Linked DNA regions of Homo sapiens: region 2 is linked to region 1. A link is an interaction called in ENCODE POLR2A ChIA-PET data of the cell type or tissue named here. Cell type or tissue: PC-3. All regions are shown on one strand. Each heading gives the region's core, and the rest is flanking DNA. Links, peaks and the distances in the headings are about the cores only.

Region 1 (5,379 bases), core at 52-5,051:
CAGTGTTAATTTCTATAGTCATTTAAATTATTAATTTTTTTTGAGACATAGTTTCACTCTTGTTGCCCAGGCTGGAGTGCAATGGCATGATCTTGGCTCACCGCAACCTCTGCCTCCTGGGTTCAAGCAATTCTCCTGCCTCAGCCTCCCGAGTAGCTGGGATTACAGGCATGTGCCACCACACCTGGCTAATTTTTGTATGTTTAGTAGAGATGGGGTTTCTCCATGTTGGTCAGGCTGGTCTCGAACCCCCGGCCTCAGGTGATTCGCCGACCTCAGCCTCCCAAAGTGCTGGGATTATAGGCGTGAGCCAACGCGCCCTGCCTAAAATTATTTTTTTTTATTAAATAAAAAAAAGTCTCACTCTATTGCCCAGGCTGAAGTGCAGTGGCACAATCTTGGCCCACTGCAACCTCTGTCTCCTGGGTTCAAGCGATTCTCATGCCTCAGACTCCGGAGTAGCTGGGATTACAGGCATGCGCCACGACGCCTGGCTAATTTTTAAATTTTTTGTGGAGACGGGGTTTCACCGTGTTAGCAAGGCTGGTCTTGAATGCCTGACCTCAGGTGATCTGCCTGTCTCGGCCTCCCAAATTGCTGGAATTACAGGCATGAGCCACTGTGCCCAGCCTAGTCATTTAAATTATAACATATGCTGAAAATGGGCCCCAAGTTTTTATTGACACATATTTGCATATATGTCTTGTCATATTTAGAGAGTTGTGAGTCAGTTCCATTACTTTTGGCTTTTCATTCGATGCACATGAAACTCTTTTTCTATCATTGTATATAACTTTCCATTGTCTGTGTTACGAAGATGCCAGGTGCAAGAGTTTTCCAGCGTCACACAACAAATCAAACATGGATCAAAGACTAGAAACTAGGTCTCTCCTAACTCCTAGTCCAATAATCAGGATAGTAGGCATTTCTAGTCAGAGTCTGTTTAAAAGGGCTTGACAACCATTCACTCAAAGGGGAAAAGAAAAAGAAAGAAACAAAAAACAAAACAAGGTAACAGTGCATGTGATGCAGCTGCTAAAGAAGCAAACATTTTGGGTTTCATTTTAAAAGCACTGAGTTTACAGAACTAACACTTCCTGTAGATTAGTTCAGACCACTGAGAATATTATGTTGATAGGCATAATGTTTTTAAAATGATACCTAATCTGAAATAGATCCAGATGAGGGTAACCAGGACAGTGGGATACCCCTAAATCAGGCAACCAAAGCCAGCAAATTTTAAATAAAATCTTTAAATTCCAGGGATTATATAAGAACTTATCAGGAGATAAATAACTATGTATAGTAAGTAGCACCCTATGTTCCAAAGAGGTCAGCAATTAGAGGGAAGCAGAATGAGATCTTTAAGTTCTTTTTCATCTCCAGGATGTTTTGACTTCCTGTGCCTGAACTTAGTATCATTAAACAGATACATTAGGTAGACAATTTTTGACTTATAAAAATGATAATTTCATATAGTTTAATCTAAAAGGTCCAAGTTTACCAGGATGATACCAGTCTATATCATTCACCAATGAGCTATGCCAAGCCACTATGTGCTCACTTAGAAACTAAGAGCATTAATTACTCTCTTCCAGGTAAATAGATATTTTTTAAAGTACCCTCCCTGCCTATGGGGACTGGGTGGGAAGGCAGGTATTGGTTTCCTCTGCAGGAATATAGTTGGATATGTATATCTAGTGTGTAGGGGAGAGACTGAGCTGGAGTTAAAATTTGATATTATTATTATTTAGTATCAATCTTTAGATAACATGCACAAACCCACAGCTTGAAATGTTACAAACTATTTTACAATTCACATTTTTCACAATTATTGTGGTTTCCAGAGTTACATTAACCAGTTTGTGAATTTTCAACACTGCTTATTTCAGCAGAATAAGATAGGTTTCCTGGCCTGGCGCAGTGGCTCACGCCTGTAATCCCAGAACTTTGGTAGGCTGAGGAGAATCATTTGAGCTCAGAAGTTCAAGACCAGCCTGGGCAACATGGTGAGATTCCATCTCTACAAATAATTTTAAATTTAGGCAGGCATGGTGGTGGGTGCCTGTGGTCTCAGCTACTCAGGAGACTGAGGTGGGAGGATCACTTGAGTCCGTGAGGTCAAGGCTGCAGTGAGCTATGACCATGCCACTTGCACTCCTGCCTGGGTGACAGAGTGAGACCCTGTCTCAAATCTTGTGCTACCCCACAAAAAAGGTAGTACAAGATTCTGTATCTTTAGATAAAAATCCATAGGAAGTGATATCATATGCTTTACATCATTCACTGTTACTGTGGGGGGAAAGTAAAAAGACAAATGTAAAAAGTATATAAATAATCTACCCAGCCTAAAAGCTACAGCTTCCCAAACAACTGTTTTTCAACTTTATATAACAAATATTACTTTCCTATTTGTACGAAGAACAAATAAAATTTCAGGTCATAATAAACATTTTCTAATGAATATTACTATTTATAATGTGAAGAGGTAACTAGGGCAAGCACTCAGCTCCCTATCACATCCCAACACAAGAGCAAAATAAACTAACTCCATATTAAATCCGACTCATACTAGGCAGCGTTTAGCATACTAGCCGATGCCTTCAAGGGGTCCTACACAGTAACAGCTCACCTGGCATTAAATGATAACTCAGTCCCAGGGCACATGTATCTGAGTTAATGCCAGTGCAAAGGATGGGAGGAATAACAAGAAGTCCAATGTCACAGCTTAGGAGAGAAGGCAAAGGGCTCACTTGCTTGAACTAGCTACAGTGTGTCATTACTTCTTGGGGCAATTGAGGTTTCCCTGTTAATTTGCAAGTACCAGATGGAGGGATGAAGAATTTCTTTTTTATTTTCAAAGGATGAAAAAAAAAAAAGACCACAAGTATATACACATACTGTTCCGGAAAGATCATCAATGACATATTCCCACCCTTCTGAGTAGATTAAAGAATTCAATTTCCTTAATCACCCTCTTCTGACTCTATTGGAAGAGGAGGCCTCTATTAAGCTCCACTCTGAATTGCCAAGAGAAATCCAAATATTCCACCCAGCATTTTAGTCTAAATTTTGACTCGAAGTATTTATTCAAAGCACAGTCTTGGTCATGCTTAATTAGCCTTGGATAGACAGGAGGGCCCATTGAGATCGTACTTATTAGCCTCAACAGCTGGGTCCACAGCAGTTCAGTACTCACCTGAGCTGTAGCTGTCAGTAGATGACTGAGAAATGGAACGAGACAAAGAGCGACGTCCAATTTTGGTGGGACGTTTGTTGAATTCTTGCTTCTGGTCAGCAAACTGGATCTGCTAAGAAAAAGAAACCTAGTTATATAAAGAAAAAGAACCTCCATTTTGAGACAGCAATTCAAGGCTTGTATTACAGGCTTTCACCTTCCCTAACAGTTGATCTGATTGTATCAACCTATGTTTGGGATATTAAGACCCTTTGAAGATAAGAATACTTTTTCATTCTTCTTTTTTTTTTTAAATAGAGATGGGGTCTTTCCATATTGCCCAGGCTGGCCTTGAACTCCTGGGTTCAAGCAATCCTCTCACACAGCTGGGACTACAAGCATGTGTCACTGTGTCTGGCAATGTCTCATTCTTTACCTACTATGTTTCTAATCAAATTTAAATCTTTGATACACTTTTTTTTTTTTTTTTTGAGATGGACTTTTACTCTGTCACCCAGGCTGCAGTGCGGTGGCACGATCTCGGCTCACTGCAACCTCCACCTTCTGGGTTCAAGTGATTCTCATGCCTCAGCCTCCTGGTAGCTGGGATTACAGGCACACACCACAATGACCTGCTAATTTTTATATTTTTAGTAGAGACAGCATTTCACCATGTTGGCCAGGCTGGTCTCGAACTCCTGACCTCAAGTGATTCACCCACCTTGGCCTCCCAAAGTGCTGGGATTATAGGCATGAGCCAGTGTGCCTGGCTACTCTTTGACTATATGCTTTTTACAATAAAATTGTGACACCCCACTCCCCACAAATAGAGAATGGGATATTCTGGTTAAATTTTTAGAAAATTGAGTCATATTCAGAAATATTTTATACAGTTTCACTGAAAAGTAAAACTGGAAAGAATATTTCAGATTATCATATTTGTAAGCTCCATATATCTAGATGAGAAAATTGCAAGGTACAAGAAAGAATATTTGAGATTATCATATTTGTAAGCTCCACATATCTAGATGAGAAAATTGCAAGGTACAGGAAGGCAAAATCACTTGCATTCAGGTTTCAAGAATCTCAGGAAATGGTAATGATTTAATAATTTTTAAAAAGCCTTTTCATTAAGAATGAACATTCTGAAATTGCATTTAAATTCTGGCTATGCCACTCATTAGCTGTGTAATGTTGCTCAAGATGCTTTAGTGAGTCTCATTTTTCCATAAATACAACAGAGATAAAAGTACTTACCTCACAGGTTTTAGAGAGGGTTCAATGAGACAATGTGTGTAAATTGAAACATAGCAGGAAATTCAATAAATCTACTCCCTACCCAACCCCTACGGTTCAATGCTCTCGTAACTCTTGCAGGTAGCCACTCTAATTTGTTAAAGCTTTTTAAAATATATTAGTTAGCTTTCCAGTACTAGTAAGTAAATTTATTTTTTTTTTTTTAGATGGAGTCTCACTCTGTAGCCAGGCTGGAGTGCAGTGGCTTGATCTCGGCTCACTGCAACCTCCACCTCCTGGGTTCAAGCAATTCTCCTGCCTCAGCCTCCCAAGTAGCTGGGAGTACAGGTGTGTGCCACCATGCCCAGCTAATTTTTGTATTTTTAGTAGAGACGGGGTTTCACCATGTTGGCCAGGACGGTCTCAATCTCTTGACCTTGTGATCCACCTGCCTTGGCCTCCCAAAGTGCTGGGATTACAGGCGTGAGCCACCACGCCTGGCTAGTAAGTAAATATTAATTTATTTTTAAATATTTGATATTATAAAATACCTAAAAGCAGTAAGATTGATCATTAACTATAATAGATGTAGAAGGAGCAGATTAATTGAATGAATATGTATAAGCCTCATATCATACTCTGGACATTGCATTTTGGATGATTATTTGATAATGATTTTCTTACAATTTTATCTTTCTCCTATTGTTGGAGGTTCCAGCTGATACTTTATAATACTCTACAAATCAAAGGTCACTTGTAAGCTATACTTGTTTGGGGAAAAAAAGCTCATACAATTTATTGAACTAATAACTTTTTTGTTTTCTCTGTTTGTATAATTGCCTATTCTGGATCCAAGGTGGCATAGAGGAAGGTCTAATGAAAATGATCAAAGGTCTGACAAGTGACTCTACCTTTAATGATAAAAAGATGGTTCCTTGATGGGCAGAACATACAGTACACCAGAA
Region 2 (5,379 bases), core at 66-5,065, 410 kb before region 1:
CCGGGCCTCTGGTGAACTTGGCCAGTAGCAACCACAAGCTGCAAATGGCTGCTGTGTGTGGCCTGAGACAGGCACAGGCTGGGATGGCAGGGGCTGGACTGCTGATTTCAAAATGGTTGGAAAGTCCCCTGGACTAGAGACTGCTACTTTGGAGCAGAGCAGCTTTCTCTGTTGTTCAGCTGATGCTGTATTGGAATACAGCTCTAGAGTAAAGTTTGAAATTCATAGCTTTTGACCAGGATCTGTGACTGACACAGTCAGCCCAATGAGGCCAAGGCATCTCTAGAGCCCAGGATCTCAGGCTGGCTCCCTGCCCACTGGAAGCCTCTGGGCTTATCCAGGGACACCCAGGATTTCTCTCCTCATGTACAATGGACAGAGGGTCAGTGTGGCACTCAGACCCAGTTCAAATGCTGGCTCTACCCCATCCTAGCTGAGTAACCAAATTATTGAACCCCTCAAGCTTCCATTTTCTTTCTTTTTTTTATTTTTTGAGATGGAGTCTCGCTCTGTCACCCAGGCTGGAGTGCAGTGATGTGATCTCGGCTCACTGCAACCTCCACCTCCTGGATTCAAGCGATTCTCCTGCCTCAGCCTCCCAAGTAGCTGGGACTACAGGCGTGTGCCACCACATCTGGCTAATTTTTTTGTATTTTAGTAGAGACAGGGTTTTGCTATGTTGGTCAGGCTGGTCTTGAACTCCTGAGCTCAGGTAATTTGCCTGCCTCGGCCTCCCAAAATGCTGGGATTACAGGCGTGAGCCACCGCACCCAGCCTTAGCTTCCATTTTCTCATCCATAAAATGGCATAATAATGCTAACCTCACACGGCAGAGGTGAGGAATGGAAAGACCTACCCAATAAATGTCACTTCCCTCCTCTTGGGTTTTAAAATTAATCACAGTTCAGGAAAAGGAAGCCGTGTTCATTAACAAATCCCATTCAACGAACCCCATTCAAATTCATTCAACGAACATTTAATGAATGCCTACTATGTGTCAGACAGGTACTGTCAACTTATGGGCTTTGGGACCATCGGAGATGGGGGTCTGAGCTTGCAGGTAGTGAATAAAGTCAGGGCGAGATCTCACCCTGTGTGGTAATAAGGCATTTTGTACCTGGATTTTTTTTTTTTTTTAGACAGAGTCTCGCTCTGTTGCCAGGCTGTAGTACAGTGGCGTGATCTCGGCTCACTGCAACCTCCGTCTCCCAGGTTCAAGCCATTCTCCTGCCTCAGCCTCCTGGATAGCTGGGACTACAGGCATGCACCACCGCGCCCAGCTAATTTTTGTGTTTTTATTAAAGATGACATTTCACCACGTTGGCCAGGATCGTCTCGATCTCTTGACCTCGTGATTCGCCCGCCTCGGCCTCCCAAAGTGCTGGGATTACAGGCGTGAGCCACCACACCCGGCCATATCTGGATTTTCATGATTAAAACAGAAGATACAACAAATGTGAGAAGAGTCTTTGGGAGGAATATCTTGGTTTTCTAATCTCATGACTGAGAGCAACCTGAGTGAGGTGGCCAGGGGTCTTACAGGTAAGGTCAACACCACCATGTTAACAGTTCTCTAAATGTGGCTCAGCTGAAACTAAGTCGGGACTGGCTCAGCACCTAGGACAGGTGGTCTGAGTAAGTTCCTGCAGTTGCCCCCAGCAGAGTTAAGCAGGGCAGAGCGGACTCCATCAATCCCAACAAGAGAGGTGGAGGTCAGATGAGCCTCTCTAGGGACAAACGGAGGAGCCCGAGGAGTCTCCTCTGCTCTGCAGCTCACTAGCTGGATGGCTTGAGCAAGCCACTCAATCTCTCCAAGTCTCAGTTTTCTCACTCGTAAAATGGGGTTATCCTGAGAATCAGATGAGATGATGTCCATGAAAGCACTTTGTAAACAGCAAAGTGGTACTATGGAGGCCGGGAGCGAGAACGCTTGGGTCTGAGCCTTCATCTGCCAAGTGCCCTCTGAGTGAACTTGGAAAATGCACACTCACAGGAAGCCTCAGATCTTCCCACCCTTCAGAGATCTGAGGGGAAAATGAAAAAGTGTTTGGGTCCTGGCACAGTAGCTCACACCTGCAATCCTAGCACTTTGGGAGGCTGAGGTGTGCAGATCACTTGAGCTCAGGAGCTCAAGCCCAGCCTGGCCAACATGGTAAAACTCTGTCTCTACCAAAATACAAAAATTAGCCCAGGTGGTGGCGGGCTCCTGTAATCCCAGCTACTCGGGAGGCTCAGGTAGGAGAATCGCTTGAACTCAGGAGGCGGAGGTTGCAGTGAGCTGAGATCACACCCCTGCACTTCAGCCTGGGCAACAAATGTCTCAAAAAAAAAAAAAAAGGGTTCAGGGAAGAATTTTGTGCACCATGATCCATCTGGCCTCAGTTGAAGCTGCTTGCTTCCTTGGCTCTCTCTTGGCTCACCTGTGCCCAGTTTCCACAGTGAGCTCCGAAGTGCCTGGAGCCCTTCATTGTGGCGTCTCACTCTGCAACATTCCCCTAACGCTCCAGAGCCAGGCCTTTCTTCTGTCTCCCTCACACTCAGTCACACAGGCACGTAAGCCCATGAAAAGATGCTCACATCATTTGTCATCAAGGAAATGTAAATTAAAACCATGATGAGATATTATTACACACGCACTGGAATGCCCAAACTAAGACATGCTAACATGTATGTGATACCAGTGAATTCACATGTTGCACACCCCAGTACCAATCCGGGATGTGCACCATAGCAGTGAATTTGCATGGTGCATACCCCAGTTTCAATCTTAGAGAAAAATCAAGCCAATGGCTGTCTCTATAGGATAGGCAATGGGGGGAAGCTATTTTGAAGCAGGAAATTTACCTCCTCCTCCAAGTTATACTTACTCCAAGATAGGCCAGGGCCAGCTGGTGTCAGGGATGGCAAGAGTGGGCAGAGGCTACTCCCTGCCTCAGAGACCACCCCCTCCACTTCCTACCCTCCCTTGAAGAAGTTGGCACCCTGTGGATGCTGACTGACTAAAGCCTTGTCATTTCCCCCAAAGGCTGGTGGAACAGAGATAACTAGGGTCATTGATGCTTAGAGGAGAGATGATGGGGGAGGGGGCTCTGAGTGGAGAAGGGACCAAGAACATGCTGCTATTCACCATGTGTGCTTGGAGGGGGAGCATATGGCTAATAATGACCAGCTGTTCTCTGTCAATTCCAGATGGAATCAGAGAAAAATGGGCTTCCCCAGTAGCAAGAAACGTTTAGGTGGGACATAATGATGAACTTCCTGAGAGAGTTGTTGAGAACAGTGGATGTGTGTGTGCACACCCATGCAGGTGCATGTGTGTGCACACCCATGCAGGTGCATGTGTGTGTTGGAGTGTATGCGTGCTGTCACTGGAGCAAGGGAAGACGGCGCTCGGTATAATTCAGAGCACTTTAGGAATTGGAAAGGCAAACCTCAAAGTGACATGAGCCTGTGTCCCTCTGGGCTGGGGACAGAGAGATGGACTCGGGCCCTTTCTCTAGGTACCTCCGAGGGCAATTAGCTAGCTGGTCCATCAGTAAGAACCCCAAACCAGAAATCTGCGGAGCCAGATGGGTACTTACTTTCATGGCCTGACCCCTCCCAGCGGCCTGTGCATTCTCCTCCCCATTAGGGTAGAAGAGTCCATCCATCACCATTGCAGCTGTGATGTCACCACTGCAGGCCTCCACTGCACAGGAAGACGGTTCCAACCCCTCCAAGGCGCTAAATCATTCATGGGCCAGAAAGCCTGGGTGGCAGGAGATTTACTGCCGAAGAAACACTTCAGGGACTTGTGGAAATCAATTCCTTAAAGAGACCCCATCAGCTGGCAGGTGGCCTAGGGCTGAGGCCTGGGTTTGTGTTGGGGACCCATTGAAGTAGGGTTGGAGGGGAGCAGCTCCCTAACTCCAAAACCAAGGATGGAAGGGAGCCCAAGGCTAGGCCCAAGGTTAGGATACATTCCTGACACCCTAGCTTGGGGAGGTGGGAGGAAGAGGAAGAGGAGCGTTCCCCGAATCCAGCCCTGGCTCAGCCGCTCCTCCTGTCACCTGATGGCTGGACTTATACCCATGGGGGCTCTGCTGGTGAATAAGACCAAATGAGGAGGATTGTCAGCATGTGTTTGCTGAGTCTGTTGGCTCCTCAATCTCAGACCACCCCACTTAGTCTCTGCTGGCAGGGGAGCAGGCCAGCTTTGGTTTCTCTGCAGCAGAGGCTGGGAGCATTATCCAGCATGCTTCCTTTTCATCTCAAGGAGAATGTGAGCTCCTCGAAGGCCCACATGGTCTCTGCTTTAAGATCCAGACCAGGCGCAGTGGCTCAGGCCTGTAATCCCAGCACTTTGGGAGGCTGAGGTGGGCAGCTCACTTGAGGCCAGGAGTTCAAGGCTAGCCTGGCCAACATGGCAAAACCCTGTCTTTACTAAAAATATAAAAACTAGCTGGGGTGGGGTGGCATGTGCCTGTAATCCCGGCTACTTTGGAGGCTGAGGCACAAGAATCACTTGAATGGAGGTTGTAGTGAGCCGAGATTGTGCCACTGTACTCCAGCTTGGGTGACACAGAGAAGACTCTGTCTAAAAAAAAAACCAAACAAAAACAAAAACCCAGACCTGTGGGACTTGATGATTAAGTTCTTGGGGTAGCATGTGCTAGTTTTGTTTTGTTTTGTTTTGTTTTGAGACGGAGTCTCGCTCTGTCGCCCAGGCTGGAGTGCAGTGGCGCCATCTCGGCTCACTGCAAGCTCCGCCTACCAGGTTCACACCATTCTCCTGCCTCAGCCTCCGGAGTAGCTGGGACTACAGGCACCCGCCACCACGCCAGGCTAATTTTTTGTATTTTTAGTAGAGACGGGGGTTTCACCGTGTTAGCCAGGATGGTCTCGATCTCCTGACCTCGTGATCCGCCCGCCTCGGCCTTCCAAAGTGCTGGGATTACAGGCATGAGCCACCAAGCCCCACCGCATGTGCTAGTTTAACCAGTTAGAAGAGCATGTGACATCCAGAAGCGGCGTGGGACGTCTGTTGTCCCATGCATATCTAGCATAGTGGGCTCCGTTGGTCCAAGTGCAGCCCAGCTTGTCTGCCTCTGTTTCTGCCTCAACGTGTCTTGGAAAAGAAAAATAAAGGGATGAAGGAAGACAGGAAAGGCTTTTCCTTCCAGCCCTCACTTTACAAATGAGGAAACTGAAGCCTAGAGGTGGAATTGGCTCACTCAAAGACCATATCCATGAGACAGGAAAAAGGGAAGAGGAGAATACCCCTAAAGCCATACTGAGGAGTTTCTGCCTCCCTTGAAATGACCTCCCAAGAGGAAGCCCAGGCATGGCCATTGCTAGCTAAAAGGGGTAGCACAGAGCAGGCAGCTGTGATGGACAGAA

What was found. Peaks named below come from ENCODE experiments on the same cell type or tissue, not always from the same donor. Only the 100,000 strongest peaks of a DNase experiment are listed, where the experiment ranks them.
Region 2: POLR2A ChIA-PET joins it to region 1 with 7 read pairs; 2 of 35 experiments call an interaction of 5 or more read pairs at or near these places.

Annotation. Positions count from the first base shown.
Region 1 is chr7:129,377,570-129,382,948 of GRCh38, reverse strand. It overlaps AHCYL2 (adenosylhomocysteinase like 2), which reads right to left. Exons shown (of 17, transcript NM_015328.4): 2 at 3,200-3,311. It overlaps LOC107986847 (a long non-coding RNA gene), which reads left to right and starts at 5,271. Exons shown (of 3, transcript XR_007060518.1): 1 at 5,271-5,379. RefSeq lists a silencer at 224-408. In PC-3, for the core only: no CTCF peak of the experiment used is centred there; no DNase peak of the experiment used is centred there.
Region 2 is chr7:129,787,514-129,792,892 of GRCh38, reverse strand. No RefSeq gene overlaps it. Among named protein-coding and RNA genes, the nearest start is that of MIR183, 15 kb to the right of the region's middle. RefSeq lists enhancers at 1-471, 4,386-4,895, 4,896-5,379. In PC-3, for the core only: no CTCF peak of the experiment used is centred there; a DNase peak (open chromatin) is centred at 2,562; H3K27ac peaks cover 514 bases.